4 separate regions of the Homo sapiens genome follow, and all the other regions are linked to region 1. A link is a loop called in an ENCODE intact Hi-C map of the cell type or tissue named here. Cell type or tissue: GM12878. All regions are shown on one strand. Each heading gives the region's core, and the rest is flanking DNA. Links, peaks and the distances in the headings are about the cores only.

The links. A loop is a pair of places that touch in the nucleus more often than their neighbours do. Peaks named below come from ENCODE experiments on the same cell type or tissue, not always from the same donor. Only the 100,000 strongest peaks of a DNase experiment are listed, where the experiment ranks them.
Region 2: it touches region 1 in a loop (6-fold over the local background); 52 of 110 quality-filtered maps call a loop at or near these places.
Region 3: a loop joins it to region 1, with 4 times the contacts of the local background. A loop is called at or near these places in 3 of 110 quality-filtered maps.
Region 4: it touches region 1 in a loop (6-fold over the local background); 18 of 110 quality-filtered maps call a loop at or near these places.

What each region holds. Positions count from the first base shown.
Region 1 is chr11:59,203,727-59,211,598 of GRCh38, forward strand. DTX4 (deltex E3 ubiquitin ligase 4) reads left to right here. Exons shown (of 9, transcript NM_015177.2): 9 at 950-4,862. The coding sequence ends at 1,183. MPEG1 (macrophage expressed 1) reads right to left here. Exons shown (of 1, transcript NM_001039396.2): 1 at 4,784-7,872. The coding sequence ends at 6,989. Among named protein-coding and RNA genes, the nearest start is that of MPEG1, 5.3 kb to the right of the region's middle. In GM12878, for the core only: CTCF peaks have their summits at 3,092 (motif pointing right) and 4,393 (motif pointing left); a DNase peak (open chromatin) is centred at 4,505; H3K4me3 peaks cover 2,698 bases; H3K27ac peaks cover 3,247 bases.
Region 2 is chr11:59,280,676-59,288,547 of GRCh38, forward strand. It overlaps the pseudogene LOC643709. Among named protein-coding and RNA genes, the nearest start is that of MPEG1, 72 kb to the left of the region's middle. In GM12878, for the core only: a CTCF peak has its summit at 4,040 (motif pointing left); DNase peaks (open chromatin) are centred at 3,528 and 3,916; H3K4me3 peaks cover 1,718 bases; H3K27ac peaks cover 1,633 bases.
Region 3 is chr11:59,556,510-59,564,381 of GRCh38, forward strand. It overlaps LINC02739 (long intergenic non-protein coding RNA 2739), which reads right to left. Exons shown (of 5, transcript NR_187292.1): 2 at 6,010-6,075; 3 at 4,627-4,734; 4 at 4,144-4,368; 5 at 3,789-4,057. It overlaps TRK-TTT3-4 (tRNA-Lys (anticodon TTT) 3-4), which reads right to left and starts at 3,898; the gene lies at 3,826-3,898. It overlaps LOC102723575 (a long non-coding RNA gene), which reads left to right. Exons shown (of 4, transcript XR_950136.2): 4 at 4,150-4,237. TRF-GAA1-3 (tRNA-Phe (anticodon GAA) 1-3) reads right to left here and starts at 1,060; the gene lies at 988-1,060. It also overlaps the pseudogene RNU7-58P. RefSeq lists silencers at 1-70, 907-1,036. In GM12878, for the core only: no CTCF peak of the experiment used is centred there; DNase peaks (open chromatin) are centred at 3,952 and 4,572; H3K4me3 peaks cover 2,953 bases; H3K27ac peaks cover 1,240 bases.
Region 4 is chr11:59,426,698-59,434,569 of GRCh38, forward strand. No RefSeq gene overlaps it. Among named protein-coding and RNA genes, the nearest start is that of OR5A2, 4.2 kb to the left of the region's middle. In GM12878, for the core only: a CTCF peak has its summit at 3,421 (motif pointing left); a DNase peak (open chromatin) is centred at 3,424.

The DNA of each region.
Region 1 (7,872 bases), core at 1,698-6,697:
GATCACCATTGCATATGTGTTCAGTCATTGACCAAAATGTCACTATGTGTGGCACATGGGCATACCTATATCATCTGATTACTGTAACGATTATATGTCCCAATGCCCAACACTGAGAAAGTAAACACTCAGGAAATAGCAGCTCATATTTCTAATGTCTGCTTTCATTACTAATACTATTATGGTTTCCTCTCCTCCAGCCCATACCATGTTTACAGTAGTTCAGTTTTCAACCCAAGACATTTTCACTGGATGCTTTTTCTTCATGCTGGACACTACTCTGACCAAGGCCTGGAACAGGGCATTAGCCACTAGTCTTGCTCAACAAACATTTTTTTTTTAATTTAACTGATTTAGAACATTCTGCAAGCCCCAAAACTTTCTTTGAGCCTCAGTTTTCTCACCTCGAGAAAGTCAGAGTGCTCCAAGATGTCACTAGAAAAATAGTGCACAGCTTCAGCTTTGGATAAATTAATACTACATTGAGGTAGTGGTGGCAGTAATGAAGGGCAGAACTTCAGAAGTTCTCAGATCATAAGCGCCTTCAACTCCTAGATCCTGTCTTTCAAAATGCAGCCGTTATGTTGGCAGATAACATTTATCAATTAGTGCGTTGTAGGCACTGGTGTGAAAATACTTTTCATGGAGTGTCCAGTAAGATGTTCACAACGTTTAGAGGCAGATTGTACCATTGCCATTTCATAAAAAAATTAATGTTCAGAGAGGTGCTATAACTTCTCCAAGGTCACACAGTTATTCAGTGACAGAGCCAGGACTCAGCCTGTAGCTCCCAAACTCCAAGTCCAAATCTCTTTCTTTCCCCTGGGCTGCTTAGGGTATCATGATGCAGGAAGGGATGGGGCCCTTGGGAGGATTCTCTACCGTCCAAGGGATAGTCTTTGACTGCCAATTAATGTCTGCCTTTCATGTCCCACTTTTATCCCTCTAGGTTCTGAAGCTGCTGCTCGTGGCCTGGGATCGCCGCCTCATTTTTGCCATTGGCACCTCCAGCACCACAGGCGAGTCAGACACCGTCATCTGGAATGAGGTCCACCACAAGACAGAGTTTGGCTCTAATCTCACTGGCCATGGCTACCCAGATGCCAATTACCTGGATAATGTGCTGGCTGAACTGGCTGCCCAGGGCATCTCTGAGGACAGCACTGCCCAGGAGAAGGACTGAGGCCAGAAAAGCTTTGAGGTGGGAGGGGCCATGGAGACTGCAGGACAGGAAGTGAGGAGAGTGAGTCAATGTAGAAGAAGTTGGTGTCCTGCCCTCCCAACTTTCTATCCTCCCCTCCTGCCCTGTGTCCATCCCTCATCCCTCCCAACCACAGTGGGAGCCAGACTGAATATAGCGACATCATTCATAAATCTCATCCAACACAAAGGGAGATGGGATGAGGGCCATCCTGGGTCTGTTCCCATGGAGTTTTTGGTGCTGGGTAGGCAGGAATCCCCTCCCTACCCCACCTCCCAAGTAGGGGCATGGTCAGCACACCTAGGGTATGGGCAGTGCTTAGGCACTCCATATCCTGGCTTTGGGAAGCCGGGGTTTCTTGCCTCAGCCGGCTTCTTGCTACTTCCACTCTGCTTTGAGACTGGAGTTTCTGCTATTCTCCCTCTGCTGGAGGCAGGGAGCTCTCACTGTGCAAGGTTGGGGGGTGGGCAAAGGGGTGAATCACTAAACTGCTGTGACATCAGAAACTGATGCCTTGGTGTAGAGCAAGGAAGCACTTCTTCCCAAGAGGGTCGGAGAAGGAAAAGCCTCTGGGAGCACATTCTGCTGTCATCACAGTCCTTGGCTTCTCTGGGCCCTCCTCTCCTCCTCACAGCTCTCACCTGTCCAAAGAGGCATCTGGTTCTCTCATGTGGATGGATGGACTCTGGGGTTCCTCTTTGGAGTGGCATCCCATGATGCTGTTTCTAGACCCTCTCTGATCAAACCAGAGCCTGCATCCCACTGAGCATCTGAACTGTCCTCAGGGAGAGGAGCCCACAGCCTTCTTCCCAACTCATTCTAGACCAGCTCAAAGATTCCATGAGTTTCATCGAGTCACTGTGAGTGGAGCCCATGCTGGGCTCTGTGCCCTCTGTGTCTGTGCATGCGCGTGTGTGTGTGGGCGTGTGTGCATTGCTGGGCCAGCTTGAAGGGAAGGCCCGTCATGTCCCTGCACTCTGTTTTGCAAGATGCCAAACCCCAGTTCTGATGGGGCTCCAACAGCCAGGCTGTGGTCCTTTGACGTTCCTCACCTGTTGCCAACCTATCCCGTAGTGAACTGAAACCCCAATGAAGACAGAACTGTGCCTGGGGAGATGCAATGAGGTGAGGGCTGAACTCATCCTTTTATATTTCTTTTCAAGATTGGATCAGAGCTCATCTCCATCCAGTCTTGTTTCTATGAAGGCTTCAATCTGTTTCCATGCAAATTTGCTAATCAGAGCCCAGAGCTGCTGGGTCCCTCATCTCCCTCATCTATTATAGATTGACTTACAGCAGGGAGAGAATCTCTTTAGCTCATTCCTAATGGAGTTGGGATCACAATATGGTCTGGTCCAATCTGCATCTTGTTGTGTCCCAAGACCCTATCTCCTCCCCAACATTCTTATTGCCTTTGGCTCCCAGTAAGGAACGAATTGGGGGCCAGGGAGGAGAACAGGGGGGATCAAGAAGGGAAACCCAATTCCCCCTTTGAAAGTGGGTTCTTTGAACTATGTGTTTGGGGGAAGTTCCTCTGGATACTAATTTGAATTTATATACCTCATGTTTTGGGGGTTTGACGTATATATATATATATATATATGCATATATATTTCATAATATTTGGAAGGTTTTTGATGCTAGAAAAATGGAAACAAGAGAACCTTCAAAAATGGTACTTAGATGGGAACTGGAGGCCAATCTTTCATAAAGCCAGCCCCATAGCTGCTTGCTGTTAGGCCTCCAGCCATTTTGACATTGGGGTGGATAGTCGATTCACCTGCCTGTCAGTCGATTCACCTGCCTGTCACCCAGTTCTGTGGATGTGCTGGTGCTGAGCCTTTGCTCTCTTTCCAAATGGTTACAGGGATGTTGATCAGCTCCACCAGAGGGAGCTCTGATGGGAGGAATTGCTCTGCCATCCTTGTCCCTGTGTCTCCTGTCGGCAGGCAGCCATTGTATCTCACCAGCAGACCAGGAGACTGGTCCCAAGGTTACTGCACCACAGGGCAATTTCCTGCCATAGTTAGGAAGGAAACACCTGAACTAAATGGAAGAGACATCCCTGCGGTGTTTAATATCACACCCATGCCCTTTGTCAGGTTACCATGTACAGAGATTACTTGGAGAGCCTCATGCCGTCTCTACCTTCGCACACTGGTCAAGTATCTGCTGAGCTTCTTGGCCGCAAGGATGCAGAAATAGGCTGAGGGTCCATGGGAAGAAAGACACAATGAGGCAGTAGGAGGTGGGGAAGAAAAGAAGACAGACTTTCAAAATGGAATTAGGCACTGGGGAGAGATCAGTTTCCCCACATCAGGGAGAAGAAGGTATAGGTGGGGAAGGGGGTGGCCAGGAGCAGAAGGAAGAAGACTCAAGATGGAAAGGGAGCCGCTGTGCCTGTGGCAATACCACTTGGAGAGGTCGACTTCATACCTTCAAGCCTTTTCCCCTGGGCTTTTGATTGTGTCTGTGCCCCCTTTCTTGTCCTCTCTGCAGATGCCCAGTAGGGGCTACCTCATCCTCGTGCTGTTCTTGTGTGGCTTTCTGGGCAGTAGGGATCTTGAATTTCCTTTCTAACACTGTGCCCGGCAAGGCGGGGAGCATTCCTCTGCCCTTTGTCTTGTGCCAACCTGGAAAGGTGCAGTCTAGATTTCAGTGAGAACCCTGCCAGCTGAGCCCTGTGCATCTACTACCTTGACACAGAGTGTTTTCCCACTAGAAGCTCTGCTCTGCTCTCCTGGCCCAAGTAGGGGATTCCATGCCTTCCCTTTCATGGTCTTAGCACCAGCAGCCTAGTTTCTCCCTTCCAGAGTCTCCAGGGATGACAAATTGGATTGGAGACAAACCTCGTCAGATGCTCATCCCCTAAAAGGTTAATTGTGTATTTGTGGCTGCGTGTGCCTTTGTGTTTTCATTCTCTTCCCATTTTTGTACATTTTGGTCTTCTCTGTGGTTTTATACTTGGTCAAAAGTACTCGTCTTGGTATTGCACTGTTGTGTGCATGAGAAAACTGGGGGAAGGCTCACTGGTACAAGAAAGGACCCCTGACCCCTTTCCTTCTCTGTGGTCCCCGGCATTAGATTGGGGGTTCTGGGAGAGGCAGGTGAATGTCCTAAGTGAATTGTTCTGTTTGTAACTGGAATGTTTTTGAAGTCTTTGGTGTTGCTCCGTGAAAGGACATCGCCACCTGGTGCTCATGAGGTGTCTTTGCAGAACAATAAATGGCAAATGAACAACCACAAAATTGTTACTCTTGTTGGCCTTCTGCTGTTTGTAGATTAGTGCACCTATCTGTGAGGGATTTGGGTTACCTCCCTGAGTCTGTAAGCAACCACAAGCCCTGCCACTGGGTGGGGGAAGTCCCTCCCCAACCACTTAAAAACAAATTTTCCACATATTACCCACCCACACATTTGACCTGGCTAGACTTTGTTTGCCTAAAGGAACAGACCACATTGCTGGGAAAATGAGTAAGTGAACGTGTGGGAGAAAAACACTTTTAGAATCACGAATATTCACTTTTAAAGGTCTCTTTGCCTGGCTGCAATATAGTGTGTGTTTAAATTATTTACAGGCTGTTGTTTCTCAAATAAATGTTTAATATTAATCATTCCCAAACTGACAAGAACACAAAAATAAAATGCAAATACAGAGCCAGCTTTGTCACCCAAATCTGTGTCTATTTCTGATAGTCCATGGAATGTGGTTTTCTTGGAAGCCAGGGTTGGTCTCCCCACAGACCCCAGGCTAAGGTCACCAGTTAGGAACCCAGGACTTGGAAGGCAGAGCCTGTGAGCTCTTCCATCAGGGATCTGACTCCGCAAAACGACTTGATGAATGCAATTGGCAAACTCCCATGTTCGGACTTCATATGCATGAGCCGTTGGACAGAGGGTTTCTTAGTATATACTTTAATGCATGTTTATGTGCAATCTTGTTAGTGGGTATACAAGTTTGTGAAGAACTTCTCATTTCAATAGGCAGTTAATGTAATGCATTAAAAGCCTGGGAATTTGGGGCTATATTTTTCCTTTCTGACTCAATAATCTTCAAAGAATTCATAGGAAAGTCAGTACTTGCAGACAAGTGGTTAGCTTGGCTAAAATGTACAAAACACCCAGAACCCACAAAACACTCAGAGGTTTAGGAGAATGTTTTAATGCTTAAGAGGCAGGATCAAGTGAAGAGGTTACAGAAATCAGTGTCTCTGGCTGGGCAGTCAAGAGAGCGGGCTCAAATTCTGTGACTCACTTCTCTGTGTCTCGGTTGGAAATGAATGGGTATCCTGGTTCCCACCTTCCCACACACTGTGATACTTCAAACTCCTTGGGTGAAGGGCCTCTTCTCAGCCCAAGATCTTGATTGTGAACATTAACAAAGAGAACAGTCATCCTCCACAGAAGATAACTCATTAATGACATTTGATTCAGTGAATAAATATATCATTTAAAAAAATATTGTAGGGGGATCATGAAAGTAGTGGAGGTAATTACAATCAGGAGAGATTGGTATTAAAATTGAGCAAAGTCCCAACTCTCACCAGATGACAATTATGCATCCTGCTAGATGCCCCAGGGCTGTCAGCCTGGAACTGAAATAAATGTGTTATAAGTGGTGCTGGATGCCTTTTTCAGTTCATTTGAAAACATGGATTTGATCATGTCAGCTCCCTTTCTGCTGGAAAAAAAAGTAGTTTGCATAATTGGTGTTAACTACTCTGTTTTGATTCTACAGAGTAAGTAATACTCAAATGTGGTCTTACTTTAACTTCTTGCCTTTGTTACCCCCAGAACCATGCAGACATTGAAATGTGGTGTGCGTGTGTGTGTGTGTGTGTGTGTGTGTGTGTGTTCATATAACAGGAGGACAGGAAAGGTAAGGACCCAGAACAATGAAGACTTATTGAAATGTGGTATGTGTGTGCGTGTGTGTGTGTGTGTGTGTGTGTGTGTGTGTGTGTGTTCATATAACAGGAGGACAGGAAAGGTAATGACCATCCATGGAAGATGAAGGGGTAGTACTTAGCACCAGAATCTTTTCCAGTTTTTACCCATCTTTCATTACTCCTTGTCTCCAAATCATCCCTTCCTTAATAACTTAAAATAACTTAAAATATTTTCTGAGGACTTGATGACACCAGTCAGAAGTCCAAGAGTGGTCTGGTATAAGGGAGTGTTCATCAAGGGGCAGCTGGAAAAAGTGGAATTGGCACAGGCAACATCTTTCTTTTCAGATGTTTGAGGTCACCCAGAGGAGATAACAGTCTGTCAACATAGAGCCCTCAAAGTTAAAAAGCAGTAGCCAGGCAAGACTTGTGTCTTTTCAGGGCTCTTCCAGGCTCTAAGAGTGTGAAATTCAGACAGGTTTTTAAAAATCAAAATAAAAGGAGAGTAGTTCTTACAGGCAGAAACTCTTAGAGCTCACAAATTGGAAACAACTGCAAACTTCAGAGTAAATTCATAGCTTCCAAATACAAATGTTCACATTGTCCCTCCGCTATTTTTACACAAATGCATTCAGGTGAAGACAGCAACACACATTGGGAAAGGACATCTGCTTCCTATTTTAGTCCCAGAATCACTTTTGCTTCTAGTCCCAACTGTTCCCTCTCCCCAATCCCAACCTTATCCATGTAACAGTATGAATTTCCTGGCCCAGAGACCTAAACAAGAAGTCACGAATATACCTACTTTTGGTTGCACTTGCCATTTCAATGCTTAGGAAAACAGAGTGGTCAGCAATGACCACACTGGAGATGAGAGAAACCATTTTCGGGGAGAGATTTAAGCTGGACTCTGCCCCTGCTCTTGGTAAGTGGTGTCTCCAGTTGCTGCAGTGCCTGGAACCAAACTCTGCCTTTCCTCAATTGCCTGATATGCTTTCTTCTTGAACTTCCGGGTGCCGTAGATGGCCAAGGTGATAACAACAGCCAGAATGGTGGTGACCCCCACTGTGACCCCAGCTGCAGCCCCTCCTGACAGACCACCACCATCCCCATGGATGACATTCATGGCCCTCCGCAGCTCTATCGGTTCTCCCAGCCTCCACTGGTGGGTCTGGGAGTCTTTAATCCAGGATCTCGCATTCTCAGAATTGGTCACTATGACAGTATTGGTGGCAGCCTGACTCATGAGGGGTGGCCGGGTGAAAGGTGGGAGCCTGGCAGGGGGCAGGGACCCTCCTGTGAAGAGCCCGGATTTGACGCAATAGGACACTTGGCATCCATCGCTGATGAGGGCTGGGTGCTGGCTGAAGCCCCCGGGGCACTTTTTCAGAGACGGTGCCCCTAAATCTCTGGATATAGCAGGATCTACCAGGGGGTTCCCAACTGTGCAGCTAAAGAACCCGCCAAAGGGGACCGCAAACCTGCTTCCCAACTCATAGTCCTGAGAAACACATACCTTGAGGTTTTCAAAGAGTCTCAGTGGAAAGTAGCCGGCTGGGCATGACTGTGCATTTGTCATGGGGTTTATGCTCTTGCTGCTGAAGAGGCCCCCAAAAAGCAGTCCTGAGTTTTCAGGTACTTGGCTGCTGGCCACACACCAAAAAGCCCTAAATTCAGCTTTTGCCACCTGGAACACATCTTCACACACGGTCTTGCAGAAGACGAGGAGAGTGCACTTTCGATGACACTCCAGGTGGTTGTAACCCTCCTCGTGGATCTGGG
Region 2 (7,872 bases), core at 942-5,941, 76 kb after region 1:
ATTCAATGGGCCCATGAACAAAGTGTCCATGGTGGTAGGGATGGAGGTTACCCATGGGCTCAGCAAGATGGACTTTCAATCATCAAGACTGTACTGGCTATGGCCACTGCTGAGTGCCCAATTTGCCAGCAGCAGAAACCAACACGGAGCTCTCGATATGGCACTAATCCTCAGAGTAATCAGCCTCAGTAACCTACCTGGTGGCAGGTTGATTATATTGGACCTCTTCCATTAAGAAAAGGGCAGAGGTTTGTCCACACTGGAATAGACACTTACTCCAGATATGGGTTTGCCTACCTTGCACACAATGCTTCTGCCAAGACTACCACCTGTGGACTCACAGAATGCCTTATTCACCATCGTGGTATTCTACACAGCATTGCCTCTGATGAAGGCACTCACATTATGGCTAAAGAAGTGTGGCAGTTGACTTGTGCTCATGGAATTCACTGGTCTTACCATGTTCCCCATTATCCTGAAGCAGCTGGATTGATAGGACGGTGGAATAGCCTTTTGAAGTCACAACTACAATGTCAACTAGGTGACAATACTTTGCAGGGCTGAGACAAAGCTCTCCAGAAGGCTGCGTATGCTCTGAATCAGCATCCAATATGTTTCTCCCACAGCCAAGATTTACGGGTCCAGGAATCAAGGGGTGAAAGTGGAAATGGCACCACTCACCACCACCCCTAGTGTTCAGTAGCAAAATTTTTACTTCCTGTTTCCACAATGTTATGTTCTGCTGGCCTAGAGGACTTAGTTCCAGAGGGAGGAAGGCTGCCACCAGCTGACACAACAATGATTCCATTAAACTGGAAGTTAAGATTGCCACCTGGACACTTTGAGCTCCTCCTACTTTTAAGTCAACAGGATAAGAAGGGAGTTACAGTGTTGGCTGGGGTGATTAACCCGGACTGTCAAGACGAAATCAGTCTACTATTCCACAATGGAGGTAAGGAAGAGTATGCATGGAATACATGAGATCCATTAGGGTCTCTCCTTAGTATTGCCATACCCTGTGATTAAGGTCAATGGAAAACTGTAACAGTCCAATCTAGGCAGAACTACAAATGGCCCAGACCCTTCAGAAATAAAGGTTTTGGTCACTCCACCAGGAAAAAATCCACAACCTGCTGAGGTGCTTGCTGAAGGCAAAGGGAATACAGAATGGGTAGTAGAAGAAAGTAGTTATCAATACCAGCTATGACCATATAATGAGCTGCAGAAATGAGGACTGTAGTTGTCATTATGATTTCCTCCTTCTTTTGTTAAAAACATGTTTGTGCATGTACACACTTCTACTAAGAAAATATCTTCATTTCATTTCAGTTTTCCTTTATCATGTGACATAAGATTTTTTGACTTCATATCAGAATTTAAGTATTGTTAACTTTATGTAATAGTATTTGGGTTGGGGATTGGTGCATTTCCAGTTGTATGAAGGATAGTTGTATTATGTTAGGTGTAGTTATGACTTTATTATTGTCCTTTTTGAAGATTATGTATGATCTTAGGAGATGTGTATGGGTTCAAGTTGACAAGTGGTGGACTTGTGATGGTTAATACTGAGTGTCGACTTGACTGGATTGAAAGATCCAAAGTATTCATCCTGTGGGTGCCTGTGAGGGTGTTGTCAAAGGAGATTAACATTTTGAGTCAGTGGGGTGGGAAAGGCAGACCCACCCTTAATATGGGTGGGCAGCATCTAATCAACTGCCAGCCCTGCTAAACGTGAAGAGATTAGGCTGGCCTAGCCTCGCAGCCTACATCTTTATCCCATGCTGGATGCTTCCTGCTCTCAAACACTGGACTCCAAGTTCTTCAGTTTTGGGACTCAGGCTGGCTTCCTTGCCCCTCAGCTTGCAGATGGCCTATTGTGGGACCTTGTGATCATGCGAGTTAATAAGAAAATCATATATATATATATATATATATATCATATATATATTTTATATATATATCATATATATATTTTATATATATCTTATATATATGATACGTATCATATAATATATATCTTATATATATGATACGTATCATATATATCTTATATATGATATATATATCTTATTAGTTCTGTCCCTCTAGAGAACTCTAATACAGCAATTAATATTTATACTAAGTATGCTTTCTTAGTTCTCCATGCCCTTAGCACTATCTGTAAAGAGAGATGCTTCCTCACAGCCAATGGGTCTCCCATTAAACACCATCAGGAAATTGACAGGCTACTATTCTCAATCTTCTTTCCATGGGAAGTGGCAGTAATACATTGTAAAGGCCACCAAAAGGGGACAGATAAAATAGCTGAGCGAAGTAAGTTGGCAGACCAAGCTAAATTGGCAGCAAGAGTGCCCCGTATTTCTGATCCACTTGAGGTCCCCCTGATCTGGAAGGGCTCCATAAAAGAAAAACCCTCAATATTCTCCTGTGGAGACATAATGGACCACCTCTCAGGGAAAGAGCTTTCAGCTCTCAGGATGGTGACAATCAGAGGATGGCAATAGGTAAAAATTTATTTAAAACGATCAAACAGATACTTAATGTTTATGAGGCTTGCCTTAAAAATAACTCCAACTAACAGATTCTTCCCCCAGAACACAAAGAATAGGATGCTATTCTATTCCAAGGAAAGACTGGCAGATGGATTTCACCCATATTCCAAGGATAAGGGACATCCAGCATCTCTTCGTATGGGTGGATACCTTCAGTAAGTGGGTAGAAGTATTCCCATGCCAGACAGAGAAAGCCTCTGAGGTAATAAAAGTACTAATCAATGAGATAATTATTTGCTTTGGACTGCCTAAGTACCTCCAGAGTGATAATGGTCTCGAGCTTACTGAACCACAGGGCAATTTCCTCCCACACTCAGCAAGGAAACACCTGAGTTAAATAAAAGAGCCATCCCTGCGATATTTAATGTCACACCGATGCCCATTGCCAGGTTACCAGATATAATTTGGAGAGTCTCATGCCATCTCTGCCTTTAGCAACCTGGTCAAGTATCTGCTGGACTTCTAGGCCACAGAAAGATGGCCACAGAGGGGTGAAGAAATAGGCTGAGGGTTCTTGGGGAGAAAGACACAGTGAGGCAGTAGGAGGTGGGGAAGAAAAGAAGACGGACTTTCACAATGGAATTAGGCACTGGGGAGAGATCAATTTCCCCACGTCAGGGAGAAGAAAGTATAGGTGGGGAAAGGGGTGGCCAGGAGCAGAAGGAAGAGGACTCAAGATGGAAAGGGAGCCGCTGTGCCTGTGGCAATACCACTTGGAGAGGTCGTTTTCATACCTTCAAGCCTTTTCCCCTGGGGTTTTGATTGTGTGGGTGCCCCATTTCTTGTCCTCTCTGCAGATGTCCAGTGAGATTTCCTCCTCCTCGTGCTGTTCTTGTGTGGCTTTCTGGGCAGTAGGGATCTTGAATTTCCTTTCTAACACTACGCCCAGCAAGGCGGGGAGCATTCCTCTGCCCTTTCTCTTGTGCCAACCTGGAAAGGTGCAGTCTAGATTTCAGTGAGAACCCTGCCAGCTGAGCCCTGTGCATCTACTACCTTGACACAGGGTGTTTTCCCACCAGAAGCCCTGCTGTGCTCTCCTGGCCCAAGTAGGGGATTCCATGCCTTCCCTTTCATGGTCTTAGCACCAGCAGCCTAGTTTCTCCCTTCCAGAGTCTCCAGGGATGGCAAATGTAAGTGGAGACAAACCTCGTCAGGTGCCCATCCCCTAAAAGGTTAATTGTGTATACGTGGCTGTGGGTGCCTTTGTGTTTTCATTCTCTTCCGCTTTTTGTTAAATTTGGTTGTCTGTGTGGTTTTATACTTGGTCAAAAGTACTCGTCTTGGTGATGCACTATTGTATGCATGAGAGAATTGGGGGAATGCGCATGTGGTACAAGAAAGAACCCCTGACCCCTTTCCTTCTCTGTGGTCCCCGGCATTAGATTGGGGGTTCTGGGAGAGGCAGGTGAATGTCCTAATGTGAATTGTTCGGTTTGTAACTGGAGTGTTTTGAAGTCTTTGGTGTTGCTCTGAGAGAGGACATCGCCACCTGGTGTTCATGAGGTGTCTGTGCAGAACAATAAATGGCAAATGAACAACCACAAAATTGTTGCTGTTGTTAACCTTCCGCCTTTTGTAGATTAGTGCACCTATTCTGTGAGGGATTTGGGTTGTCTTCCTGAGGGCAACCACAAGCCCTACCACTGGATGCGGGAAAAGTCCCTTCAGCACCCACTTAAAAAATATATCTTCCACATTGTTCTCACCCACACATTTGACCTGGTTAGACTCTTCACCTAACGGAACAGACAATATGGCTGGGAAAATAAGTAAGTGAACATGTGGGAGAAAAACCATCGTTAAAATTGTGAATGTTCATTTTTAAAGGTTCCTTCGCCTGACTACAATATGAAGTATGTTTGAATTGTTGCTTCTGCCTGTTGTTTCTCAAATAAATGTTTAATGTTAATCATCTCAAAACTGACAAGAACACAAAAATAAAATGTAAATGCAGAGCCTCCTTTGTCACCCAAATCTGTGTCTATTTCTGATAGTCCATGGAATGTGGTTTTCTTGGAAGCCAGGGTTGGTCTCCCCACAGACCCTAGCCTAAGGTTACCAGTTAGGGACCCAGGACTTGGAAGGCAGAGCCTGTGAGCTCTTCCATCAGGGATCTGACTCCGCAAAACGACTTGATGAATGCAACTGGCAAACTCCCATGTTCGGACTTCATATGCATGAGCCGTTGGACAGAGGGTTTCTTAGTACATACTTTAATGCATATTTATGTGCGATCTTGTTAGTGGGAATATAAGTTTGTGAAGAACTTCTCATTTCAATAGGCAGTTAATGCATTAAAAGTCTGGGAATTTGGGGCTGTATTTTTCCTTTCTGACTCAATAATCTTCAAAGAATTCATAGGAAAGTCAGTATTTGCAGACAAGTGGTTAACTTGGCTAAAACGTACAAAACACTCAGAACCCACAAAACACTCAGAGGTTTAGAAGAACGTTTTAATGCTTAAGAGGCAGAGTTAAGTAAAGGGGCTATAGAAATCAGTGTCCTTGGCTGGGCAGTCAGGAGAGCAGGGCTCAAATTCTGTGACTCACTTCTCTGTATCTCAGTTGGAAATGAATGGGTATCCTGGTTCCCACCTTCCCACACGCTGTGATACTTCAGACTCCTTGGATGATCTTTTCAGCCCAAGATCTTGATTGTGAACATTAACAAAGAGAACAGTCATCCTTCATAGAAGATAAATCAGTAATGATATTTGATTCAGTGAATAAATGTATCCTTTAAAAAACATTTTGTGGAGGAACATGACAGTGGTGGAGTAATTACAATCAGATGAGATTGGTATTAAAATTGAGTAAAGCCCCAACTGTTGCCAGCTGACAATCATGTGTCCTGCTAACTGCCCCAGGGCTCTCAGCCTGGAACTGAAATAAATGTGTTACAAATGGTGCTGGATGCCTTTTTCAGTTCATTTGAAAACATGGATTTGATCGTGTCAGCTCCCTTTCTGTGGGGAAAAAAAGTAGGGTCCATAATTGGTGTTACCTACTCTGTTTTGGTCTTAGGGAAGAAATAATACTTAGATGTGGGCTTACTTTAACTTCTTGCCTTTTTCACACCCAGAACAATGCAAACTTATTGAAATGTGGCATGTGCGTGTGTGTGTGTGTGTGTGTGTGTGCATATAGCAGGAAGACGGGAAGGGTAAGGACCATCCTTGGAAGAGGAAGGGGTTGTACTTTGGTAACATAGAACATAAAACCATAAAATTTGGTCTATCCAAATCTACAGCTCCTTTCAATGCCCCATTTGTGATGAGCTAACAGGACGGAATCAGGTAGTTGGTTGTGGGTAAGAATTTCAGTTTCTCCTGAGCATGAGAATCTTTTTCAGTTTTTATCTGTCTTTCCTTACTCCTTGTCTACAAACTGTCCCTTCCCCATTGACCTACTAATAGAAGCTTGTATGTTAAAATATTTTTGGAGGACTTCATGACACTAGTCAGAAGTCCAAGAGTGGTCTGGTCTAAGGAAGACTTCATGGGGAAGCTAGAAAAAAGTGGAATTGGTGCAGGCAACATCTTTCTTTTCAGATGCTGTTTAGATGACATGGAGGAGATAACACAGTCTGTCAACAGGGAGCCCTAAAAGTTAAAAAACAGTGGCCAAGCAGGACTTGTGTCTTTTCAGGGTTTTGCCAGGCTCTAGAAGCATGAAATCCAGACAACTTTAAAGGGGGTGTGGGAGAGGAGAGAGAGATGCATTTAAGCAGAAATTCTTACAGCACACACGTTGGAAACCACTGCAGACTTCAGAGTAAATGCATAGTTTCCAAATCCAAATGTTAACATTCCCCCTTCTCTGTTTTTACACAAATGCATTCAGGTGAAGAAAGTGATACATTGGGAAAGGACACCTGCTTCTTATTTTAGTCCCAGGATGGCTTTTGCTTCAAGAGTCCCAACTGTTCCCTCTCCCCAACCCCACCCTTGTCCATGTAGCAATATGAATTGCCTGGCCCAGAGACCTAAACAAGAAGTCACAAATTTCTGTGTGATTTGGTTGCACTTGCCATTTCAACACTTAGGAAAATAGAAGTAATCAGAAATGACCATGCTGTTTGGAGATGAGAGAAACCCTTTTCAGGGAGAGATTTAAGCTGGACTCTGCCCCTGCTCTTCGTCAGGATTGTCTCCAGTTGCTGCAGTGCCTGGAACCAAACTCTGCCTCTTCCAAAATGCCAAGTATCCCCTCTTCTTGAATTTCCGGGTGCCACAGATGGCCAGGGTGATGACAACAGCCAGAATGGTGGTGGCTCCCACTACGATACCAGCCGTAGCCCCTCCTGACAGACCACCACCATCCTTATGGATGGCACTCATGGTGCTGCGCAGCTCTAATTGTTCTCCCAGCCTCCACTGGTGGGTCTGGGAATCTTTAATCTAGGATCTCGCATTCTCAGAACTGGTCACTATGACAGTGTTGGCATCAGCCTCACTCATAAGGGGTGGCTGGGTGAAAGGCGGGAGACTAGCAGGGGGAAGGAACTTTTCTGTAAAGAGCCCAGCCTTGACACAGTAGGACACTTGGCATCCATTGCTGATGAGGGCTAGGTGCTGGCTGAAGCCTCTCGGACACTTTTTCAGGGAAGGTGCCCCTAAATCTTTGGATGTGGCTGGAACCACCAGGGGTTCCCAACTGTGCAGCTGAAGAACCCACCAAAAGGGACCGCAAACCTGCTTCCCAACTCATAGTCCTGAGAAACGCATACCTTGAGGTTTTCAAAGAGTCTCCATGGAAAGTAGCCAGTTGGGCATGACTGTGCATTTGTCATGGGGTTTATGCTCTTGCTGTTGAAGAGGCCCCTGAAAAGCAGTCCTGAGTTGTCAGGTACTTGGCTACTGGCCACACACCAAAAAGCCCTAAATTCACCCTTTGCCGCCTGGAACACATCTTCACACACGGTCTTGCAGAAGACAAGGAGGGTGCACTTCTTATGACACTCCAGATGGTTGCAACACTCCTCGCAAGTCTTGGATAGAAGGTGCACTGAGGAGCAGCCAGAGGGGCAGGAGAAATCACCAGTGAGTGGATTCTTCTGCTCCAACTTTGGGCAGAGAACAACATTTTTATTCCCTGAGAACTGGCTGCATTTCTGATAAACCCCAACGAAAGAGAAGTTGGTCATTTTCCCTTCGCAGGAGACATCATCAGTGTTGGCCTGAAAATTGAAGTAGGGAGAATTGAGATCTGTGCAGCCAGGGTTGGTATTGAATGTGTAATAGCGTTTCACAGCTGTTTCCACTGTCTTTGACACCTTCTTCACCAGGGGGCCTGGCAAGTCAGGTAGCATGTTGGGGTTG
Region 3 (7,872 bases), core at 1,165-6,164, 350 kb after region 1:
TTTAGTTTCCAATAAAATGGATTTGGGCGAGGCTGAGAGAAAGGAACGTTATGTGAAACCCGCTTGGGGTGCCTCCTCCTTGAGGGAAACCAGAACTTGCTAGTGGGTTCTTACCGGAAGAAGTGAAACGTGTGGAAAATGCCAAGAAACTTTATCTTCCAATAGCAGGCTTTTCTTTTCCAACCTTTATACGTTGCTTTGTCTTAGGATATTTTTTCTTTTAAATTGTATTTTATATTCAAAACAGATCAATAAACACATCGTCAGAGTCACAATTAGTAATATTCTTGGCAAGAATTGTGCAGCTTTTGGCACCGAGGAATGTTTTCAGGCACTTTTTATTAAAAGTGCGATGAGGAAACTGAGACTCAAGAAATATTTCAGATGAAGACACGTAAAGACGCAAGATTCCTACATCTCCAACTGGACGCAGTCCTTCACCAGATTCTTAATGCTCTGGTGGGCCCCTGACTTGTGTCTCTTGCGGTAAAGACTAATGCTTTTGAACACTGTCCTCATGTCTGTCGTCGATGAAAAAACGTGCAGCCCCAGAGAGCTGACTATACTGGTGATCAAACCCAAGACCTTCCGCCTGTGGAACAGGCGTGTTGGCCACCTCAATAACAAATCTTGTGCCACGTATTGCCATTTAACATCCAGTAGTATAAATAGGGTGATTACGGAACTGGGAAGAAATCATTCTACGACTTCTGATTCCTTTGAGAGGCTTAAGTTCATCATGCATCCTCATAATGACTTTGACTTCTGATTTCTCGAGCTTATTCTTTGCATCCTTATAATACCTTACTAAATACTTCGTCTCATTAGTTTCTGCCCGCCTAAGAGACAAGGAGAACAGCCGTCTCTGGGTGTGTATGGCGTAGGTGCAAACGTGCAAGGGTACTGGGGAGAGAGGCGAGCCTCCAGAGAGGCTAAGAAGTGGACCGTAGCCCTGTCTGTTCAAAGGGGTTGAGCCAACAAAAGGTCTGCCGAAACCCGGGATCGAACCAGGGACCTTTAGATCTTCAGTCTAACGCTCTCCCAACTGAGCTATTTCGGCGAAGACATGAGACAGTCCCGCCCTGTCAAGGAAATTTAAAAGAAAAAAAAAAACCGGGCGTGGTGGCTCATGTCTGTAATGCCAGCGCTTTGGGAGCCCGAGGCGGGTGGATTACCTGAACTCGGGAGTTCGAGACCAGCCTGGCCAATATGGTGAAACCCCGTCTCTACTAAAAATACAAAAAAAATTAGCCGGGCGTGGTAGCGAGCCCCTGTAATCCCAGCTACTTAGGAGGCTGAGGCGGGAGCATCGCTTGAACCTGGGAGGCGGAGGTTGCAGTGAGCCGAGATGGCGCCATTGCACTCCAGCCTGGGCGACAAGAGCGAAACTCCGTCTCAAATAATAATAATAACAATAATAATAATCCTGTTTCCTCCCACTTCCAGGCTTTTAGTTCTTCATTTCACCTTCCAAACTGTATTATTTTTAGCCCTGAGGTTTTAAGAGCAATCAGTAAGAAAATTAATTCCTTTCATGTGAGGAAACTTTCCCGTTCTGCCTTTTCCCAGGCCACATTGTGTTGTCTTCCTCATGCTTTCTCTCTTCCCAGGGCCCTAATAAGAGTAAGAACCGCCGCTTTCTAAGAACCTACTGTGTGTCCAGCAGGGATCTACAGCATTGCATTCAATTCCGTCCTCCCCCACGCCTGCCTTTAATTGATATGATAATATACAAATTTTTTAATGAATAACAAATGTGCCACCAATCACCTAGAACTATTAGGGAGGCTCCAAAGCATCAAAGGCTAAACTAAACACCATGGCTGGAGAGGGAATGAACTGGAGGAGGGAAAGGAGGAAAGACTGGGGGGACCCAGAGCTCTCCACCCTTGTCCTCTCGCTCCAGCCTGGTCTGTTCTTGCTCATTCAGAAACTGGTTGGAGTAAAAAGATTCCCCTTTTCAAGATCGCCAAAAGTGGAACTGATCGCTTTCGAAGGGACTCCTTCAGGAAGAAGGAGAAAAATTCGAGAAACTTACCTGTTTCTCTCCCTGGAATGCCTTCTGAACCCTGAGATTTACTTTCCTCAATAAAGAAGCTCGCCTCGCCCACCCAGCCCACTCTTCCTAGGAGCAGCGAGGATCGCTGTCCCTCCAGCACATACTAGTCAACTCGAGTCATCTGAATATGGGCATATTGGGCACATATTTCTTTGTAATGGTTCCTCTCCTATTACAATATGTATCTGTTGTTTCATCGTTAGATTGAAAGCTCTTTAAGAATTATGGTAACAGTGTTACAGCTCTTTCAGAATTTGTTTAGCAGGTTTTCTGGTTTTCACAGGAAAATAAAATAAAAACAATAATTATAATAATGGCTACCGTGTTTTGAATGCTTGCTTTTAGGCTATTAAGCACAGTACATGCATTGGTATCCCATTTAATTATCACAAGCTTATGAGATGGAAGCTATTATTATTCCCTTTCTCCTGGGGAAACTGAGCTTTAGAGAGCGGGAGGTAATGCTGGGATCTGTGTGGACCACGGTAGAGCATTCCTGTGGGCAGGGTGAAGGCCCTGCCTCACGATTGGGTGCTGTCGCCATCCTGGCCTTTCCCCACTAATCAGGACTCACTGGGCACCACAGTCCACCAGCTAAGAGGGCAGCCTCTTACACGTTCAGCCCACATCCCCATCCTGTCAATGAGGAGATCAAGACCGACTTTCTTCTGTTGCCTGGCTGAAGCCAGGAAGGCTCCATCATTAGCCAAGCAAGGGATGCAACCGGTCCCTTCACTTCACAGGGAAATTAGCTCACCTTGATGACCTTACATTCTAAAAACCGCTGCAGAAGCCGATGTTTCCCCACACCCCGCCTTTTTTTTTCTTTGAGACAGAGTCTCGCACTGTCGCCCGCGCTGGAGTGCAGTGGCGCGATCTCGGCTCACTGCAACCTCCGCCTTCCGGGTTCAAGCTATTCTCCTTCCTCAGCCTCCCGAGTAGCTGGGATTACAGGCGCCGGCCACCACGCCCAGCTAATTGTTTTTGTATTTTTACTACAGATGGCGCTTCACCATGTTGGCCAGGCTGGTCTCGAACTTCTGACCTTGTGATTCGCCCGCCTCGGTCTCCCAAAGCGCTAAGATCGCCTGTTTACCTTTTTAATTTGTAGTAGGGGAGCACTAACATTTCATTTTTCCCATTTCAGTCCCTTGAATACGCTCTCTCTTAATACACACCCTCTTCCTCCCACCAACAGAAGCTGCTGTCTCCACCTCAACTTCTTCCTTTGTTCAGATCACACTTTTGAGAGGGGAGTCAGGGGTGGATTTGACCTGGTTTAATGAGGGGAACGGCTCAGTTTGGGGCTTCAGTTTCTAGATGATCATCACTTCCTTTTTATAGTGCAGAAAACTCTTTCCTAAGGTAGTAAGGAGGGCTGGGAAGGTACAGGATCCCAGCCATATTCCTCAGGCACCCAATCGGAGAGAACCCAAGAGGGAGGGTCAGCAGGAGCCATCACAGGGGAGCGAAGAGAGGCTGTCACTGTGGCGGCCTGGTCCTTTGATATATCCGCTGTTGGGATACAGCAGCCCGGCTGGTGGCTACAGAATAATCTGCCTATTACAGCCCCCAAAGTGATGGATTAGAAGTTTCCCGTATACCTCTGCACAAAGGCCTATCCCCATAGAGGGCTTACCCTCCGAGAAGTGTTTGGGGTCGCAGTTTACACAATCCAGGACTTTATTCCCTTCTTTTGCAGTGTGTTAACAAACAAAAGATCCTAAAATTGGTTCTTACTCTTTTAATGAGGAAAAAAAAGATACCGCCCGAACAGGGACTTGAACCCTGGACCCTCAGATTAAAAGTCTGATGCTCTACCGACTGAGCTATCCGGGCTCACGGTAGTAACGTTGCTTCCATTAATGAAGACTCTGTTACCATTATGCCGTGAACTAACAGGCAAGGTGCAAGGTGGTGAACGAGTTCCTGGGCTCTTCTTTTGTGTGTGATCCAATCCAATTCCGATGCAGAAATCCGGCGAGGGCTGGGAGGAGGCTAAGTCGGGCGTGGGGAGGAAGGGTGATTAGCTTGTTCTTTGGCAGCTGAATACACATTCGTTAAATAAAGCAAGTTCTCCTTACATTTAGAGACTGCGTGGCAAACGTGAATCCTCAGTTCTGCAAAACCGCGCAGGGGAGAGAAAAAGCCGCCCACGAATTGAACTGTCTGCACCGCCTACGCGTGTCTTAGCCCTGAACCCAAAGCGCATCCAGTTGGAAACCACAGTTCAGTGGTTAAAGACATCAGGCTGCCCCTTCCGAGGAGACGCCACTTCGTGATTCCTTGCCTCCATCCCAGGTGCCCACCTCAAAAAAGTAGCGCGAAGCAGATTAGCTGAAAAGAGATGACGGGTGGTAGCCGTAGCTCGCCGGCGATCCGGTGAGCGCGCCCCGGACCCACCCCGCCCCCACAGCCCCGACTTCGACGCACGCGCAGCTCCGTCTCAGCTCGCTAGCCGACCCGCCCCTCCCACTTCTCCCCTGTACACGCAGCTGTTTTCTTCTGACAGATCCCATCAAGAACTTTCAGTCCTCTAGGCCTCGCACGTGCTGTCCCATCAATACCTGAAATGTCACCTTCCTTTCAACTCCTTTCCCCTCGTTACCTCCAAGCACCTATAGAGAAGGAAAAATAATCTTCCTTCTACCAGTTTGAGTTCTCAGCTGGGACTCCTGTAACAACAGACAGAATGAAGAGAAAAACAAGTGTATTAACATGTGCATTTCATATATACATGGGACATACCCAGGGAATGAGTAATTCTAAAGGTGTGGCTGAGAACTCCATTTTATACAGCATCGTCAACAAAGAACAATACGTTTTTGGAGAAGTGACAACACAAAGGAAAAGGACCTTAAAGGCTGGGCGCGGTGGCTCACGCCTGTAATCCCAGTACTTTGCGAGGCCGAGGTGGGCGGATCACCTGAGGTCAGGAGTTCGAGACCAGCCTGACCAACATGTGGTGAAACCTCGTCTCTACTAAAAATACAAAAATTAGCCGGGCGTGGTGGCGCGCGCCTGTAATCCCAGCTACTCAGGAGGCTGAGGCAGGAGAATCGCTTGAACTCGGAGGCAGAGGTTGCAGTGAGCCGAGATCGCGCCACTGCACTCCAGCCTGCGCGACAGAGCGAGACTCTGTCCCAAAAAAAACAAAAAAAAAGAAAGCAAAAAGAAAGGACCTCGGGTCTCCAGGGACAGCAAATTGTGGGAAAGCAAATATATGGGAAATTAATGTTAGATAAAGGCAGGTTCCTAAAGCTTGTTAAATGTACTTCTGTGGTCCCCTCTGTTCACGTCTCCAAGCTGTTAAGGACCTAAAGTTGTCTTAGGTTATCAACCTTTGTCCTTCCTGGTAGAGAAAGGAGGAGGAACGACTTTGTAAATGTATATCCTGCTTTTAGGCAGATAGGGGGAGGCTATGGAGCTTTATTTTAATCAGCTTCTTCCCAATTGCCTTTAGCGCAAAATAATCCTTAGGCCGGAGTGGCATATTTTCGGGTGGTATATACTTCTACCCTTTACACCTTTGAGAATGCAGCTTGGCCAAAGCAGTAGTTCACGCCTGTAATTCCAGCGCTTTGGAGGCCGAGGCGGGCCAATCACTTGAGGTCAGGAGTTTGAGACTAGCCTGGCCAACATGGTGAAACCTGGTCTCTACCAAAAAATACAAAAATAGCCAAGTGCGGTGGCGCACACCCGTAGTCCCAGCTACTCGGGAGGCTGAGGCAGGAGAATCGCTGGAACCCAGGAAACAGAGGTTGCAGTGAGCCGAGATGGCTTTTAATCAATGCTTTAATAGAGAAATATGCAAGACCTTTGGTAACCCAGAGAAATCACTAGAAGGAAGGCAGAGTAGCACCTGGCAGGGGGTAAGGCATTAGAACTGTGCCTTGAAAGGTGAGTAGGAGTGTGCAGGCATGCAGGAAATGTGATTCAGCCAGAAATACCGTGTCTTCTTCTCTGAGCTTGAATTCCAAATGCTTCTCACCAGGATTCCCCCTCTCCTCTTCAGGCTGAAAACAGACAGGGCTTGCCTTTTTAGGGCAAAGGCTAGGCCCAACATTTCCTAGGAATATGCCTCCCACTTTTGGTCCCAAGGTGGTTGGCTTTTGCTCAGAACAATAGTAACAATCTCATTCTTCACTCTTACCTGTGTGTATAAGTAACACTTTAAAGCATGCTGTCAGGTTCTCCAAAGAAACAGAACCAGTAGGACAGAGACAGATAGAAACAGAGGTAGAGAAAGATTATTTTAAGAGCTCGGTTCACACATTGTGGGGGTCAGCAAACCCAAAACCTGTAGGGCAGACTAACGGTTTGAAAATTCAGATAAGAGTTAAGGTTGCCATCTTGAGTTTAAATTCAGCAGGGCAGGCCAGGTGCTGTGGTTCATGCCTGTAATCCCAACACTTTGGGAGACTGAGGCGGGTGGATGACCTGAGGTCAGGAGTTCCAGACCAGCCTGGCCAACACGGTAAAACCCCGTCTCTACTAAAAATACAAAAATTAGCCAGGCGTGGTGGTGCACACCTGTAGTCAAGCTACTTGGGAGGCTGAGGCAGGAGAATCTCTGGAACCCAGGAGGCAGAGGTTGCAGTGAGCCCAGATGGCGCCACTGCACTCCAGTCTGGGTGACAGACCAGGACTCCCTCTCAAAAAATTAAATAAATAAATAAATAAATAAATAAATAAATAAATAAATTCAGCAGGGCAGTAAGCTGGAGACTCAGGAAGGCAGGTTTTCTATACCAAAGTTTTTTTTGTTTGTTTGTTTTTGTTTGAGATGGAGTCTTGCTCTGTTGTCCAGGCTGGAGTGGAGTGGCTCAATCTTGGCTCACTGCAACCTCCGCCTCCCAGGTTCAAGCAATTCTCCTGTCTCAGCCTCCCAAGTAGCTAGGATTACAGGCATGCGCCACCATGCCTGGCTAATTTTTGTATTTTTAACAGAGATGGGGTTTCACCATGTTGGCCAGGCTGGTCTGCAACTCCTGACCTCAGGTGATCTGCCCGTCTCGGCCTCCCAAAATGCTGGGATTACAGGCGTAAGCCACCGCGCCTGGCCTATAGCAAAGTTTTTAGGAGAATTCCTTCTTCTTCAGAAACTCCAGTCTTTGCTCTTAAAGGCTTCAGCTGATTTAATGAGGCACATTATAAAGGGTGATCTTCTTTACCTGGAGTCTACTGATTTAAACGTTAATCACATGTAAAAAATACCTTCATTGCCAGGGGCTGTGACTCATACCTGTAGTCTCAGCACTTTGAAAGGCCGAGGCAGGCAGATCGCTTGAGCTCCAGAGTTCGAGACCAGCCTGGGCAACATGGCGACACCCCGTCTCTATAAATACAAAAAATTAACCGGACGTGATGCTGCGTACCTGTGGTCCCAGCTACTAGGGAGGCTGAGGCCAAAGAATGACTTGAGGCCCAGGAGGTTGAGGCTGCAGTGAACTGTGATGGTGCCACTGCACCCCACCCCTGGGCAACAGAACAAGACCCTGTCTCAAAAGAAACAAACCAAAAACACCTTCCTAGTAACATCTAGAATGGCGTTCGACCAAACCTCATGAAAAGTTTAATTCTCTAGTCTATTAGATGATCAGTTGGGGTTTCTTCTTATTGATCACCATTGGACTTTCAAGAGCCCCTCATCAAAATACATCTTTCCACCCAAGAACTCAACGATTTTGGGGCTGAAGCCCCATATCAGCTAGCATATTGGCAAACATTAACAGAAAGAGGAGAGGGGTATAAATAGGCCTAAAAACCATATGGCTGGCTTCATTTTGCCTTTTACCACACTGCGAGTTCTT
Region 4 (7,872 bases), core at 1,491-6,490, 220 kb after region 1:
ACATAAACACACCAAGCCTTGTGCTGAAATATACTGGTTAGAAACACATGTTTCCAACTCTGAGAATTGGGTTTAAATTCTGGCTCTGCCCTTTTATCAATATAAACATGTTCAATGTTGTTTAATGTCTTAAACTTATCAACTCCCTCATTTGTAAAACTGGTGTAACAAGAATACCTACCTCAACAGAGTTGTGATAATTAAATAAGCTGTGAATAAGAAAGGCTTAGCACAGTGCCTAACAAACAGAAATCACTCAATGAATGTAAACTAATGATGTCATTAACTCTGTTTCTTGGGTCATGGCCAAAAATATGTCTTTCCTTTCTATCTTTTTATTGTGACTTATTTGCATCACGATGAAAAGATTTCTTTTCTCTTTATTTTTTTTAATGAGGCTGGATGGGATGAAGGGCTTGATGGGGCTCTTCTTTTCTCTTTTTAATATTTTGGGTGCTACTACCAGCAATGCCACTACCTGGATGAGTCACTGTGGGCAAGTCAATTAACCCCTCCAGCCTGAGTGAATTGGGCTCACTCTCCAAGAATTCCTCCAGCCCTGAAAGTCTGATGTTTCAAAACATTGATTTCCTGTTTTTTTAAATGTTTTCTTCAGAAATAAAGTTTATAAAAAATGAATTCATCTATTTCATGGAGACTAAGTCAGCAATCCTCAGTCTCAAAAGAAAAAAAATTAAATGAGAGAAATGTCTTCTATATAAAGGGGTATAATTACTGAGACTCTTGACTTACAAGGTAACAGGCTTAATTTAGGGAAGAAATTTAGCAACTAAGACTGTTGACAGAAACGGAGGTAAATGTCTTCAAGAATCAACTGTGAACATGAAAAGGCAAGGAAGTCCATCCTCAAAAGAAACATTCTTATCTAAGTTTGAAGATAAACTGTCCTAGGAAATTCTGATGCTGAAAGAGTAAACCCCAACTAACTATGAAAGAGTTTGATACTGAGTTAAGATCTGGGAAATTTAAAAGGTAGATCTCACAGTTATGAAGGATACATTTTTCTAGGATTAGAAAAGGCTGATAAGGGCCGGGCGCGGTGGCTCATGCCTGTAATCCCAGCACTTTGGGAGGCCGAGGCGGGCAGATCACGAGGTCAGGAAATTGAGACTATCCTAGTTAACACGGTGAAACCCCGTCTCTACTAAAAATACAAACAAAAAAAAAATTAGCCAGGCGTGGTGGCGGGCACCTGTAGTCCCAGCTACTCAGGAGGCTGAGGCAGGAGAATGGCATGAACCCGGGAGGCAGAGCTTGCAGTGAGCCGAGATCGCGCCACTGCACTCCAGCCTGGACGACAGAGAGAGACTCCGTCTCAAAAAAAAAAAGAAAAAGAAAAAGAAAAGGCTGATAAGATAGGGTAGTGATAGATTTCATCTGTCATGGCAACTCTGATTATAGTGATAATGACTATCTACAAAGTAAGATTGAGAATCTTAAGAATAAAGAGCAATAATTTCTTTTGCACCAGTTTGGATGGAGCTGGAGGCCATTATTCTACATGAAGTAACTCAGGAATGGAAAACCAAATACTGTATGTTCTCACTTATAAGTAGGAGCAAAGCTGTGAGAACACAGAGACATACAGAGTGATATGGACTTTGGGGCCTCAGGGGGAAGGGTGGAAGTGGGATGAGGAATAAAAGACTACATATTGGGTATAGTGTGCACTGTTTGAGTGACAGGTACGCTAAAATCTCAGAATTCATCACTAATAGAATTCATCCATGTAATCAAAAACCACTTGTACCCCTAAAGCTATTGAAATAAAAAAAGAACAAATTATAAATTAACAATGTCTGCATTGGACAGAAAAATGCAGAATGAGGACTCAGAATGTATTTATTAACCTAGTCTATAAGAAATCTGAGAATGAGGAAGAAAGTCATCCTATTAAATCCATCTGGATAAAACCATAAACTCTTCATGCCCTTACTTTAAAAAATCAAATTTGATCAAAATAGCAGAAGTTTCAGTGAACATCAGAAAGTAGCAAAGGAAATATGTTACGGGACAATATGAATATATTTAATATTACTCGTTTACACTTAAAAATAATTAAGATGATGTGATGGTGAATTTTAGGTGTCAACCGGACTGGATTAAGAGATATCCAGATAGCTGGTAAAGCACTATTTCTGGGTATGTCTGTAAGACAGAGGATGTTTTGAACCAGTGGACTGAGTAAGGAAGATCCACCCTCACTCAATGTTGATGGGCACCCTCCAATCAGTTGAGGGCCTGGAAAGAACAAAAAAGCAGTGGAAAAGTAAATTCCCCCTCTCTCCTCTGAAGTTGAGATATCTTTCTCTCTTCCTTTGACATCACATCTCCAGGGTCTCCTTTGGAGTCTGGGATTTGCATTAGTAGCCCCTTAATTTATCAGGTGCTTGGCCTCATGTTGAGAGTTACACCGTTGGCTTTCTTGGTTTGGAGGCCTTTGGACTTAGACTGAACCATGCTCAGGAAGTCAGGATTCTGTGATTGTTGAGCTTGCAGATGTCACATTATGGGACTTCTCAGCCTCCATAATCTCATGAGCCAGTTCTCCTGATAAACCCACTCTCACCTACCCATCTGTTAATATCTGTCCATCTATTCATCTATCTGTCTATCTATTCATACATCCTCCTGGTTCTGTCTCTCTAGAGAACCCCAACTAATAAAGATGGTAAACTTAATGTCATATGCTTTTTACCACAATAAAAAAGTATGAAAGCAAATAGCACATAAAGGCAAATAAACTCCATATCGAATTATAAGTGTTTAGAATTGGAAGTGCTTTGATGTTCAACTCAAAATTTATCTCCCTAGGATTCTATGCATCTTAGAGTTTGTTCTCTGACAGCATCTCCTGAAATATGATTTACTTTCATTTTAGCTTAACATTTTAGCATAGCTATTTTAATGAGTTTACTTGAATCATTTCAAAGAAAACCCAGAGAAAAATCCAAATATCCTTAGTAGTAAAACATCTTAACTCTCAAATTGGAATTTGAAAAGTTATCTCAGGGTGCATTTCTTCCACTAGCGACTAGGAAAAATTTCAACCTGATATGGATCCAAAGTGTTTTCACAAGACATCTCTAACAAACCCAAAGTGAAGGTATATTGAAAAGTTTTAGAGGTCTTTAACAATTTATACAAGAGGGAAAGCGCAAAGGCATCATAGGACCTGAATTATAATTCCCATTCTACTATGGCAGATTGCGCTGTTGATCTCTCTTGACCCCTCTCTGGACCTCAACTTTTTTTATTCTGAAACCAAAGAGCTAGAATAGAAAACCTCTAAAAACTCAAACAGCATGATTACTGCTAAGATAACTTAATTACTAAACCATTGTCTGTCAAAACCAAGCACCTATTGGTTTTTATCCGTATGGAATGTTGCTGCCACCTAGTGGAAATATGCCTAAATTGTAGGGTCAGTTGCAATAGTGATTGATCATCCTCAAACACATTACATCCTCACTGTGATCCAAGCACTGTACCATGTGCTTCTCAAGCACCTGAACTCAATATTATCATGAAGTTCAATTCTGAGAAATAAACTAGATCAGGGAGAGGGGCAACATACTAAGCATAATGTAAATGGTAAATAACAATAATAAGCAAATATGTTTGGATAAGGGTGACGTAACTGAAAACAGGTATGTCATAAGTTTACATTCATGGTATAATTTTTTTAAAGCAGATTTTTAAATATTTAAAAAGAGATACAATGACATAACAAGAGAGCAAATGAGAAGAGTAGGCATCAGAAGTAAAAATAATTGGTAGTGGGGACCACACGTCATGGGCTGAAATCCATCCGATTGCCAGTGTGTGGTCTTGGATGCCTCAGTTGATCTTACATAAGCTTTTCCTTTATCTCTGAAAGTGCACCAAATATATCAACATTGTATGTTTGTGTGAAGAGCATATAATATACAATCTATATGAAAACCATTATATAATCTATTCAAACATGAGGGGTTATCATGTTGATTTTTAAATTGCCCATTTGTCTCAGAAGAAACATCTCCAGCTGTAATATTCTGATAATTAGTTTATTAGAAATAGCATGAGAATCTATATTATTGTTGTCCCTGGCTAACTATATGTTTTTATTAAATACCAGTTAGCTATATGTTTTCATTAAAATGTCATCTAATTTGGATATGGTTTTCAAAAACTTTCATTTTTAGTCAATCTTGGCACAGTATTTTTTAATAAACAATTACCTTAGGTTTCAGGGTCATTTTTATTATTCATGTACTTAGTATTATCATAGCCCTAATTATTTGTAAATAATGTAAATTTTATGCCCCTGAAAAACACTTGAAAATATTAAACTCTCATTAAATTGCTAGGTAAAACTTAAACTAAAAAATGAATCATTAGGAAATTTTAAGTGTTAATTCCAAATCAAATGAAAATATGCTTAATCATTGATATAGTGAAAGTTGCAGTGAAGATTTTAAATAATGTTAATGCAAAAAATAAAGCACAATTTTCTCTACTTATCAGGGTATTTGAGGACTCATATGAATTGACAACATCATGAGTATAAATTTTCCAAGAAGGCTTTGAACATTGCACTGACTAAACATCCATTGAAATGAATTTCCCTCAGGAACTCTTAAAGGGAGCATCTCAAAAGAAAAGAATCACAAGGTACTCATCTACTTTCAGAACAATGACCTGAGCTCAGAAGAGAAAGGAGGTTCTGGAAAGAACCAGTTTTCTATCACTTAAATTATCCTTCAGCCCAGCCCAAAGACACATTCCTGAGTCCTGGCCCAAAGGGACTGGGAAAAGAATGCTGGAAAAAAGAAACTGAAAAGAGTATTGACGTGCAAGTAGTACTAATGCCAGCAGTTTGGGTAGCATCAGGGTATGATGCTCTCAATGCAGATACCTGTGTCTTCAATGCCAGCATCTTAGCCATGAGACACTGTTGTGCATCAGAGCTAGTGACATGGTGACTATCTGCAGGAAATACCATCCTGATCCATAACAGGAAAGAAGGAAAACAATAGATAACACAATAGTAGATTATTATACAAAGAGTATGTGAGCCACTCCCTGATGGCTTCCAGAACTAGGAGGAATTTTGAGGACTATGTGGGTATAGAAGGAATTCAAAGGAATCTGGGGTAGTAAGACACCCTGGAAACTTTGTCTGATAACTATTATTGTGATCATGTTTCAGTCTTCCAGCTGATGTGGGCAAGAACAGTGGTTATACATAGCATTATTAATTTAAACTCTGAGATAAGAGGAAAGAGCCTAGGTAAAATGTGTAGAAGATGAAAAACAGACCACAGACAAGACTTTGAGGATTATTCCCACATGTAAGGGTATAGAGGGAGAGAGAATCTTTGACGATTACAACGAGCCTACCATCTCTCATGTCCATTCTGTTACCCCAACACACACACACACACATACACATACATACATAACATATTTTCACCTACAACTGTGAGGGCTGAAGGCAAGAAAACAATAAACAAATGCAGCTGGTGACTCCTCCTTGGTACCAGAGTAACTCCTGGCTATGTCTTTATTGAACTGCCTCCCATGGCTACCCTGGCTTTTAGAATTGAAAATTGCAACTGCTTCTGCTTTAGGATTCCACTCCTGAAGATCGACTGCATGGCTCTTGTTCTCTTCTCTCTCTTAGAATTAGGTTCTTTGGGAATTACCTTCTCTCAAATCCAACTACCTGGTTAGGGATATACATTATATACATATTTCCAAGTTGGATTTATCCTCAAAAATATGTAAGTCTGGTTCGACATTTTAAAATCAGTCAATGAATCTCTCTTTATCAATAAAGTGAAAATCAAGGAGAAAATATATAAAATCAATCAATTCAGTATATGTCTTTTAAAAAATCCAGCATCCATTTATGATAAAGACTCTTGGCAAACTAGGATTAGAAAGAACACCTGCAATCTGATATAGTTCATAGGTTAATAACAAAAATACCCTACAGCTATTATGACACTTACTAGTAAAAAACTAAATGTTTTTCTCCTAAGATCAGGAAAAAGGCAATGATGTCTGCTCTCACCATTCATTTTATACATTGTACTGGAGTTCTTATCAATAAAGCAGGAAAAATAAGTAAAAGTTACATAGATTGCAAAGAAAAATATAAAACTTCCTTTATACAATGTATTAGTCTGTTTTCACATAGCTATAAAGAACTTCCCAAGACTGGGTAATATATAAAGGAAAAAGGTTAATTGACTCAGTTCTACATGGCTGGGGAGGCCTCAGGAAACTTACAGTCATGGTGGAAGGTGAAGGGGAAGCAAGGACCTCCTTCACATGGCAGTAGGAGAGAGAGAGTGAGACAGCGAAGCGGGAAGAGCCCCTTATAAAACCATCAGATCTCATGAGAGCTCACTCGCTATCATGAGAACAGAATGGGGGAAACTACCGCAATGATTCAGTTACCTACCGTCAGGTCTTTCCCTCAACACTTGAGGATTACAATTCAAGATGAGATTTGGGTGGGGACACAAAGCCTAACCATATCATCCACAAATAATATGAGTGTAGAAAATCCCAAAGAATCTATAGCATAGGTTCAAGAACTAATAAGTAAGTTAAGCAGTGCCCCAATAAACAGTCAAATTATAAAAATTAACTGTAGTAAACAATTGGTAATTGAGCTAGTAATTAACAATTAGTAATTGAACACTATTAGTAAATAATTGGTAATTGAAATTTTCAAGTGTATCATTTACAATACAATAGCATTTTTAAAAACATGAAATACTTAGGTATAAACCTAATGAAATAAGTACAAGATCTGTGTGCAGCAAACTATAAAACACTGATGAAAGAAACCAATTATCTAAATATGTGGAGATATATAGCATGTGTATGGATTAGAAGACTCAATGTAGTGCCATAATAAATATCAATTCCCCCAAAATAGATCCTATATTCAATACATTTTAAATCAAATATCAACAGGATTTTCTGTAGATATTTTCAAATTGATTCTAAAAATTTTTATGTTGATGCTGATCATTTTGAAAAAATAAAAATAATAAAATAAAATATTTATGGAAAGATAAAGGAACTAGAAGAGCCAAAATAGTTTTGAAATAGAAGAACAAAGTTGAGGGACACACATTACTTGCTTTAAAAAGATACGCATACAGCTACAATAATTAAGAAAGTATGATATTGGAGAAAGAAAAGAATACATATATCAATGAAACAGAATAGACAGTTCTGTTCTGAAGAACAGAAATAGACCCACATACTTACAATCAAATGACTTTCATCAATATGCAAAAAACAGCTCAAATGAGAAAGAATATACTTTTCCACGAATAATGCTAGGACAATTAGATGCCACTGTGCCAAAATATGAAACAGTTTTTACTTCACACCATACACAAGTAATTAAATCATACAACTAAATGTAAAATATAAATTATAAAATTTCTAGAGGAAAACATAGAAAAAAATCATTATGACTTTGCATTATGCAAAGATTTCCTAGGTGTTACACCAAACACACAATTAATAAAAGGAAAAATGATAAATGAGACATTGCAAAAATTGAGGATTCTGCTCTCAAAAAATATTAGTGGAATGAAAAGACAAGTTACAGATTGGAAAAAATATTTTCAAATTATATATTTGATAAAGGAATTGTATGTAGCATATATAAAGAACTTTCAAAACTAAGTTTTACATTTCAGAAATTTTTTAAATGGGCAAAATATATGTGAACATATAATTCAGCAAAATAGATACATGGATGGACATATGATACTCAACACCACTATTCATTAACAAAATAGAAATTAAAATCAAAACTAAACCCCACTTGTATCT